Regions from separate parts of the Homo sapiens genome. Here region 2 is linked to region 1. The links are chromatin contacts, found by POLR2A ChIA-PET in ENCODE. All regions are on one chromosome and are shown on one strand. Each heading gives the region's core, a stretch centred on a gene start or an enhancer-like site at or near the end of the contact. The rest is flanking DNA. Distances are from core to core; before and after follow the strand shown.

Region 1 (4,168 bases), core at 945-3,444:
GCCCAGTGCCATGAGGTGCTAGGGATACAGTATGCATAGACACCAGACACACACCGTGGCACCCCCAGGCTGCAGTGGGACATGGCACAGGTTTCTCCAGCAAGCTGGTTTTCTGGGATGGGCAGAGGTTCAACTTCAACAATATGGTTTGTTTTCTGGGCTGTTGCCCCCTTTTATGGAACCTTTTATTTAATAGCAGGCTAGGAAATTGTAAACAGCACAAAGTAGTAGTATGGTGTTGAGTGTTTAGACGGAAAACATTCATAGCTGAACTGTAGTTTTTATCTTCATTTTGGAGTTAGTCATGTTCTTTGGTCTCTGAATGGCCTTCTGGGCGTGGGGTCTGGGACAGCCTGCACACCTTTCAATATCCTTGACTGCCTGCTACTTCACTGCACAGGGCTCCAGATGCCCCTCACTGGCTGTCTGTGTCCCAGGCACCTTGGATGTTGGCCAGGCCCTAGGGACCCAGGCTCTGAGGAGATAGCGATTCTGTTCATTTTGGATTAGCCATGGCACCCAGCCATCATTTACAACATTCTTCCCTGGGAACCTGGCAGAGAAGTCCCAATGATTGGCTCGATGAACATTTGGAGCACGATCCTCTCCTGAGCTGTTGGCTGCCTGTGGTATATTGAGATTTCTGCAAAAACAGTGGGAAAGGGGAACAAAATTAGCCCTGGATTTCTGGGCCAGTTCTTTTAGTGTCATCCTCCCACACCTAACCTTCCAGGTGGCAAGATAACCAAGCTTCGCTTGAGTTCAGTGCTTGCTGCAAAAATCACATACCAACATTCCTCTTCTCATCCCCTTTTGGAGTGGAGAGGAAGCAAATGGGCCCATTCACATGAGGTGTTTCCACCTAGCTGGCAGACAGCATCTTGAGGGCTGGGTGCCTGTCGTCCAGATGTGTCCAGAGCAGCCACAGTCTCTCTCCTCTGCTGTGAACTGCACGTCCAGACCTTTATCAGTTACAGCTGCAGAAATGCAAGGGAACAAGAACATTTCGCCTTGGCGTTTATGTTTTGCTCAACACAGAAATGTTTAGTTTCAGAGTATGAGAAAATCATTACATTTGCGAAAACTCAGACTCATGGTATGTCCTAGCATGGTGCTCCATTTCTTAATTGTTCCTGATTGTGCTATCCAGGAGCCCCCAGCCCTCAGTCTACTCATTAGCCTACAAAAAGACACTTAGCGTTTTGGGGATTCCAGGGAATCGTATGCCAGGAAACGGTGAAGACCAAATATGTATTTCACAATATCACATGCTACAACTTGGATGAATCTTAAGACATTATGCTAAGAGAAAGAAGTCAGACACAAAAGGGCAAATATTGTGATTCAACTTACATGAGATACCAAAAATGGTCAAATACATACACAAAAAATAGTGGTTACCACGAGCAGGAGGATTAAGGAGTTACTGTTGAGTGGGTAGAGTTTCTTTTTGGAATGATGCAAAAGTTCCAGAGGAGGATAATGATGATGGTAGCACAACAGTGTAAATGTACTTAAAGCCACTGAATTGTACACCTAAAAATGGTTAAAATGGCGGATTTTAGGTTCTGTGTATTTTACAATAAACATTTAAAATATAGGTGTGCTTTACCCCTTCCGGGTCGCTAGCTTGGGGACACCTTACTATCAGTCATATCCACTAGAGACTAACGAGTGGTGCCTGCACGAGTCGGCTAAAGCTCTTACACTCTGCCATGGCGGTTAAATTTTTGGCTGATTTTTCTTTTGGCAAGAGGACATAGCTGTCTGCTTTCCTGCTATCGAGTTGCCAGCTGTTGCTTCCTGTCTTGTACCTTTAACTGCTACTCTCCTTTTAATGGTCTGCTTATGATCTGGTGTCCTGGGAACTGAGATAAGCCTGCCAGTGGCCTTACCCGGTGCCACCCTGCTGGGTCTACCCAGTGCCACCCTCCTAGGACTTCTGGTTTGGGCTCAGGTAGCCAGGAGCCCTTAAAACAACCACTCTAGTGTCTTTAACAAGCGAAACTGTATGGTTTCAGGCTTGTTTTTTAGCTTCGGTTTTTATATTGGCACCTGAGGTTCAGCTAATCTTTTTCTGAGTTAAAGATGAGCTTATTTATTTATTTTTTTCTTTCAGCCTGGATGTCACTGTTTTGAGTGGTGCTGCCATTGGCCTCCTTGAACTTTTAGCATCGACAGTAGTCGGCTGTTGTGGAGACACCCAGGTGTGCACTTGGTGTGGTCTGGCAGGAAGCACCCTTTCAGGGGCACTTAACTCCAAGAGGAGTTAAGAGAGTAGGACATTAACTACCAGCAGTGTGAGCAGAGTTACCCTCCTTCTGTTGCTGCAATCCTTTCACATCCGAAATTGTGAGACCTAAAACTAGACTTTTGGTTTGGGGATGTTTCAGGCTTTTCTTTTCTTTCTTTCTTTCTTTTTTTTTTTTTTTTTTTTTTTTTTTTTTTTTTTTTTGAGACGGAGTCTTGATCTGTCACCTAGGCTGGAGTGCAGTGGCACCATCTCAGCTCACTGCAAGCTCCGCCTCCCAGGTTTATACCATTCTCCTGCCTCAGCCTCCTCAGTAGCTGGGACTACAGGTGCCCGCCACCACGCCCAGCTAATTTTTTGTATTTTTAGTACAGACGGGGTTTCACCATGTTAGCCAAGATGGTCTCGATCTCCTGACCTCGTGATCCGCCCGCCTCGGCCTCCCAGAGTGTTGGGATTACAGGCGTGAGCCACTGCGCCCGGCCCAGGCTTTTCAACGAAACATCTACAGTTGTTTTCTCATTTGCTCACGATGCCCTATTAGGCAGGTAGTTTTCCCCGTAGTCCATTGTGTGGTCCAAATTAGTGCCAAGGGCTTCTGGGTCTAGCATTTCCAGCAGCAGAGGCAGACCCTTTGGGGTGTAGATAAGTCATCTGAGTCTGCAGCCGTAATTGAGTGTCATGAAGGCACCTCCAGATGGCTGTGAAATGAAGCTCTTTTGTTTTTGGCCTATGAGAGTTGTATAACTTCTGAGAATTCCAGGATACAGAGAACACCAGGGTGGGATCATTAAGTATGGTGGGATGTTGTGATAACTAGGGGGTCTCCTTTTGGCTTGCTTTCCCAATTAAAGGTGGAACATATTTGTAAAATGAAAAATGTGGCTTTGATTAGCTGAGTGGCTATCATTCAGCACTGCTTACAGTTTATTTAGGGAATCATTTTGTCACTACGTAGCAAAATAACTGGTATAGTGGAAGGAATTACCATCCTTTTGGCTGTAAGAATGTAAACCTAAGGATTGCTGACATCATAACCTGCCTGAAGGGTAGAGTCAAGGATGACTGAACCTTCGTTTGACTCAGGAAGATATACATAAGCTTCTTAAAATCAATGTCTAGGCAAAGTAGTACAGCATGCAAACCACTGAAGTCGTATGGGATTGCTTAATGAGCTGCTCTTTTACATATGTACATTAATTCTCAAAGGCATATTCAGTCGTTTTTCATTATCTTTAAAGATGATAGTATAAAGATGCTATCACCAAATGGAAGCTGTGGTTTTAAGTAAGCCACAAGCCCCTGTGTTCAAAATAGTTATATATCAGGGGAACCAGCTTTAGAGCAATTTGCACATAAATGAGATGTTCCAGTGGAGAATGTGTATTCTCTGGGTGGACTGTTATCCTGTTCAGTGCATAATACGGAGGCAATGAGAAGAGATTAGGAACCACAGAGCCTCACTTGTGAAAGTCATAAGGAGTAGGAATTTTTAAAGTGCCATCCCATCTGCCACCTACATTTCTTTTTTCCATAGGGTTTACCATCTCCTAATTTTAGTTGTTATTTTCATTCTTGATTGTCTATCTGTTCCTGTGAACCCACAAGGGCAGATGTCTTTGTGTTGAATCTCCTGAGCCCACAGTCTCCCAAGAGATGTAGTAGGATGAGTCAGAACTCCCAGTATTTTCACCTAAACCAGGAAAATTTCAAATGATGGGGATACTGAGTCATCCCCAGGCACCTGCTGTTTGGCTAGCCTCAACTAGGAGCTGATTTGCAGTCTGTTCTTCACCTTAACACCATCTCCTTATAGGCCTACTCCAGGAGCAGGGCATAACAAGTCAGGAGCAGGCCCAGTAGACACATGTTAGGAACAGGATCGGGGTGGTGGTGGTGGGTGATAAGCAATGGTCA
Region 2 (4,168 bases), core at 1,048-3,547, 240 kb before region 1:
GTGCTAGGTGCTAAGGAAGGCTCAGAAAAAGGGCTGTTGGAAGTCAGGGCAGGCTTCCTGGAGGAGGCAGCATTGAAGAGGAAAGCAGGAGTCTAGTCACTCCTCTCCTCTCTGCACTCTGGACTCCAAGATAGGCTCCACAGGGATCTTTCTGACACCAGGATCTGGTCAATAGCTGTCTTGTTCAAATACTTCCCGTGGCTCCCTATCACTCCCAGGATAAAGTACAAGTTCATTCACTTTGCTGTCCAGTTCCTGCTTAACTGTCAGTCTCATTTCCTATTCCCCCCAACATATCACCTTCACTCCAGCCACCCTAAATCACCTGAATTCCCCTGGAATTTTCACACATCTGCATCAAGGCACTGGCAGGACCTTCCATCTGGGACTCCTTCTCTGGCAAGCTCCTAGGCATCCTTCGGGGCCCAGCTTCACTGACACCTACTCCAGGAAGCCTTCTCCAAACCCCCTTCTCAGCTGAACCATTGTTCTCTCATCCTCAGGTTCCTTTTCCACTCCAACTCTGACCACAATGCCAGGAAAGTCTGTGTCCACGCTCCTCACCAGTTTTCCCCTCCAGCAAAAAGGAGATGGTAGGCCAGGTGCAATGATTCACACCTGCAGTCCTAGCACTTTGGGAGGCAGAGGCAGGAGGATCACTTGAGCCCAGAAGTTCAAGACCAGCCTGGGCAACACAGCAAGACTCTGTCTCTACAAAAATGTTTTTTAAAAAGAAAAAAAAAAAGAGGGAGAGATGGTAATGCCTACCATGGATGAGACGGTGTACGAAATACCCCCACATGGTGCCAGCATGGAGAAACTCATGCTCAGAAAGCTGCATATCACTATGTTTGAGAGCTTGGGTTCTGGGCCAGCCAGGTCTGAGTTCAAATCCCAGCCCTGCCACTAACTAGATATGTAAGCCTGGACATGTTACCACTGCCAAAGGAGAAAATAGAACAATCTTGCCTCATGGCATCCCTATAAGACTCAACAAGCTCTTGTGTTCCTGGCACATGGTAGATGCTCATTAAATACGTGCGTAGGTAAATGAATAATTGACCAACTGTTGGCTATTTTTATTACTATGGTTAAAATGATTATTTATTGGCATCAAGAACTTGTGAGATAAATAGTTGTGTTTCCTGTTAGTAGAAAATTAATGCACACCCTCTGTGGAAAACAGCAAGGTGGCTCCTTAAAAAGTTAAGTACAGAATTCCATATGACTTGGCAATTCTACTCCTAGGTATCTACCCAAGAGAGAAATGAAAACATATGTCCACCCCAAAACTTGAACACATATGTTCATAGTAGCATGATTCACAACATCCAAAAGGTGAATGGGTAAACAAAAAAAAATCCATACAGTGAAATGAATTCAGCCCTAATGACCAACCTGGACAACATAGCAAGACCCCATCTCTACAAAAATAAAAATAAAAATTAGCTGGGCATGGTGGTGCGTGCCTGCAGTTCCAGCTACTCGGGAGGCTGAGGCAGGAGGAGAATCACTCGAGCCCAGGATTTCAAGGCTGTAATGAGTTATGGCTACACCACTGCACTCCAGCCTCTGGGTGACAGGGTAAGACCCTGTCTCAAAAAAAAAAAAAAAAAAAAAAGAATGAAACTGATTCCTACTACAACGTGAATGAACTTCAAAAACATTATGCTGAGTAAAAGAAAACAGACACAAAAAGATCACATTTTATGTGGTTCTCTTTCTATGATGTACCCAGAATAGGCAAATACATAGAGACAGAAAGCAGATTCGAGGTTACCAGCGGATGGGAGGAGGAGGGAAATGGGAAGTGATTACTCAATGGGTACAGAGTTTTTTTATGAGGTGACTAAAAATTTTGAAACTGGAAAATGCTGGTGGTTGCCCAACATGGTGAATACACTAAATACCACTGATTGTTCACTTGTAAATGGTTAATTATATGTTACATGAATTTCACCTCCATTTTAAAAAGATGATATAAAAGCAAGCTACAATTATATGTCTATATATCATCATGTTCTCTATAAAGCATGTTTATCTACTTTCTCTCATTAAAATTTCCTAGTCCAAAGGCCCATAAGATGATGGGGAAACTGAAGCTCCAACAGGAGCTGGGCCCTCCTCCAGGCTCAAGGGCTGTGCAGCTCCAAGCTCAGAACAGCAAGCCACTCCCAGGTGTGGCCCCAGGAGGTCCTGATCCAGGGTGGTGTCTGTGACTGGAGCCTGATCTGTGTAATTCCAGGTGGGGGCACCCTGGGGCCAAGAGGCCTCACTCCAGGCTGACTCACAGCACCACCCTTTTTTCCATCCTGGAGTTCCCTATCTGGCTTCTCTGATGGGGTACACAGAATATCCCCTCCCTCCACTGGATGAGGGGAGGGCAAGAGGCTTAAGCATCTACTACATGACAGCCCCTGCTGGGGCACTACTCCTCGGTCTGTTTGGAGTCTCAGAACCAGGCAGGATGGTGCTCAGGAAACTGATGCTCTGAGGGGGAGGAGAAGGGAGGAGGAAGGAGAAAAAAGAGAGACCAGGCGCTGTAGCTCACGCCTGTAATCCCAGCACTTTGAGAGGCCAAGGCAGGAGAATCACTTAAGGTCAGGAGTTCAAGACCAGCCTGGCCAATATGGTGCAGCCCCGTCTCTACTGAAAAAAAAAAATACAAAAATTAGCCAGGTGTGGTGGTGCACACTTGTAGTCTCAGCTACTCGGGAGGCTGAGACAGGAGAATCACTTGAACTCGGGAGGCAGAGGTTGCAGTGAGCTGAGATCATGCCACTGCACTCCAGCCTGGGTGACAGAGTGAGACTCTGTCTAAAAAGAAGAGGAAGAAAAAGAAGAAGGTGGAGGAGGAGGAGGGGGATGGGGAGGAGAAGAAGGAGAAGGAGGAGAAGGAGAAGAAGAAAGAAGTAGAAGGAGGAGGAGAGAAAGAAGAAGAGAAGGGAGGAGGGGGAAAGAGGAGTAGAGAGAGAAGTAGAAGGAGGAGGAGAAGAGGGAGGAAGAAGAAAGGAAAGGAGGAAAAGAGAAAGAAAAACATATATTAAAAAGGCAGAAGAGAAACCCTTACTAATGCCTATCCATATTATTTTTTTTTTAATTTTTTTAGAGACAGAATCTCACTCTGTTGCCCATGCTGGATGCAATGGCACAATCATAGCTCTCTGCAGCCTCAACCTCTTGGACTCAAGCAATCCTCCTACCTCAGCCTCCTAAGTAGCTGGGACTATAGGCACGCACCACCACACCTGGCTAATTTTTTAAATTTTTTGTAAAGATAGAGTCTTGCTCTGTTGCCCAGGCTGGTCTTGAACTCCTGGGCTCAAGTGATCCTCCTGCCGTGGCCTCCCAAAGTGCTGAGACTGCAGGCATGAGTCACTGCACGTGGCCTCTTATCCACATTATATTATTCAGGCTTCACAACTGCACCCATTTTACAGATCAAAACCTGAGATCCAGAGAGGCTAGATAAATGGCTGGGGTCTCACAGCAAGCATGTGCCAAGGCCAGAATTTGAAGCCAACCCACCTCAGTCCTGGCCCAGGGCTCTTCCCACAAGTTGGTATTCATCCCTCAGAAGAGTCAATTCTCCCTCCCAAGGTCTAGGTTTTCCCCTTAGTTCAACAGGGATCGTCATCCCTTCACAAATGTAATAACGGGAGACAACAAGGCATTGAGAGGGAATAGCTGTGGAAGGGGAAGATGGCAGCTTCTTTCACAGCTCCTGGGTGGCAGCCCTGGAGATGGTCCCCAGATGCGTGTTTGTAGAGGCAAAGCTGGGACAGAGATCCTAAAATTCCTGGAATCTCCCACTTTTTTTTTTTTTTTAAGAGACTAAGCCTTGCTCTGTCACCCAGGCTGGAGTACAGCAGTGGTGCAATCATAGCTCACTGCAGCCTCCATCTGCTGGGCTCAAGCAATCCTCTCACCTCAGCCTCCTGAGTAGCTGGGACTGCAGGCATGCACCACAACACCCAGCTAATATTTTTAAATGCTTTTGTACAGATGGGGTCTTGCTAGATTACCCAGGCTGGTCTTAAACTCCTGAGCTCAAGTGATCCTCCCATCTCAGCCACCCAAGTAGCCGAGACTACAGGTGCACATCACTGCCACTGGGTAATTATTTATTTTTTTCGAGAGACAGGGTCTTGCTGTGTTGCCCAGGCTA

The links. ChIA-PET counts read pairs that join two places held with the same protein, here RNA polymerase II (POLR2A).
Region 2: POLR2A ChIA-PET joins it to region 1 with 14 read pairs in activated T-cell. The contact joins two enhancer-like sites. POLR2A ChIA-PET finds 5 or more read pairs at or near these places in 5 of 52 experiments (A673, CD4-positive, alpha-beta T cell, T-cell and 2 more).

The regions. Positions count from the first base shown.
Region 1 is chr19:15,291,065-15,295,232 of GRCh38, reverse strand. All of the region lies in intron 1 of BRD4 (bromodomain containing 4), which reads left to right. Among named protein-coding and RNA genes, the nearest start is that of BRD4, 39 kb to the left of the region's middle. RefSeq lists an enhancer at 1,836-1,895. Within about 2 kb of position 2,194, at least 14 of the 41 ENCODE cell types and tissues checked have a DNase peak (open chromatin) inside an H3K27ac peak, as active enhancers do.
Region 2 is chr19:15,531,045-15,535,212 of GRCh38, reverse strand. All of the region lies in intron 4 of CYP4F22 (cytochrome P450 family 4 subfamily F member 22), which reads right to left. Among named protein-coding and RNA genes, the nearest start is that of CYP4F22, 25 kb to the right of the region's middle. Within about 2 kb of position 2,297, at least 3 of the 41 ENCODE cell types and tissues checked have a DNase peak (open chromatin) inside an H3K27ac peak, as active enhancers do.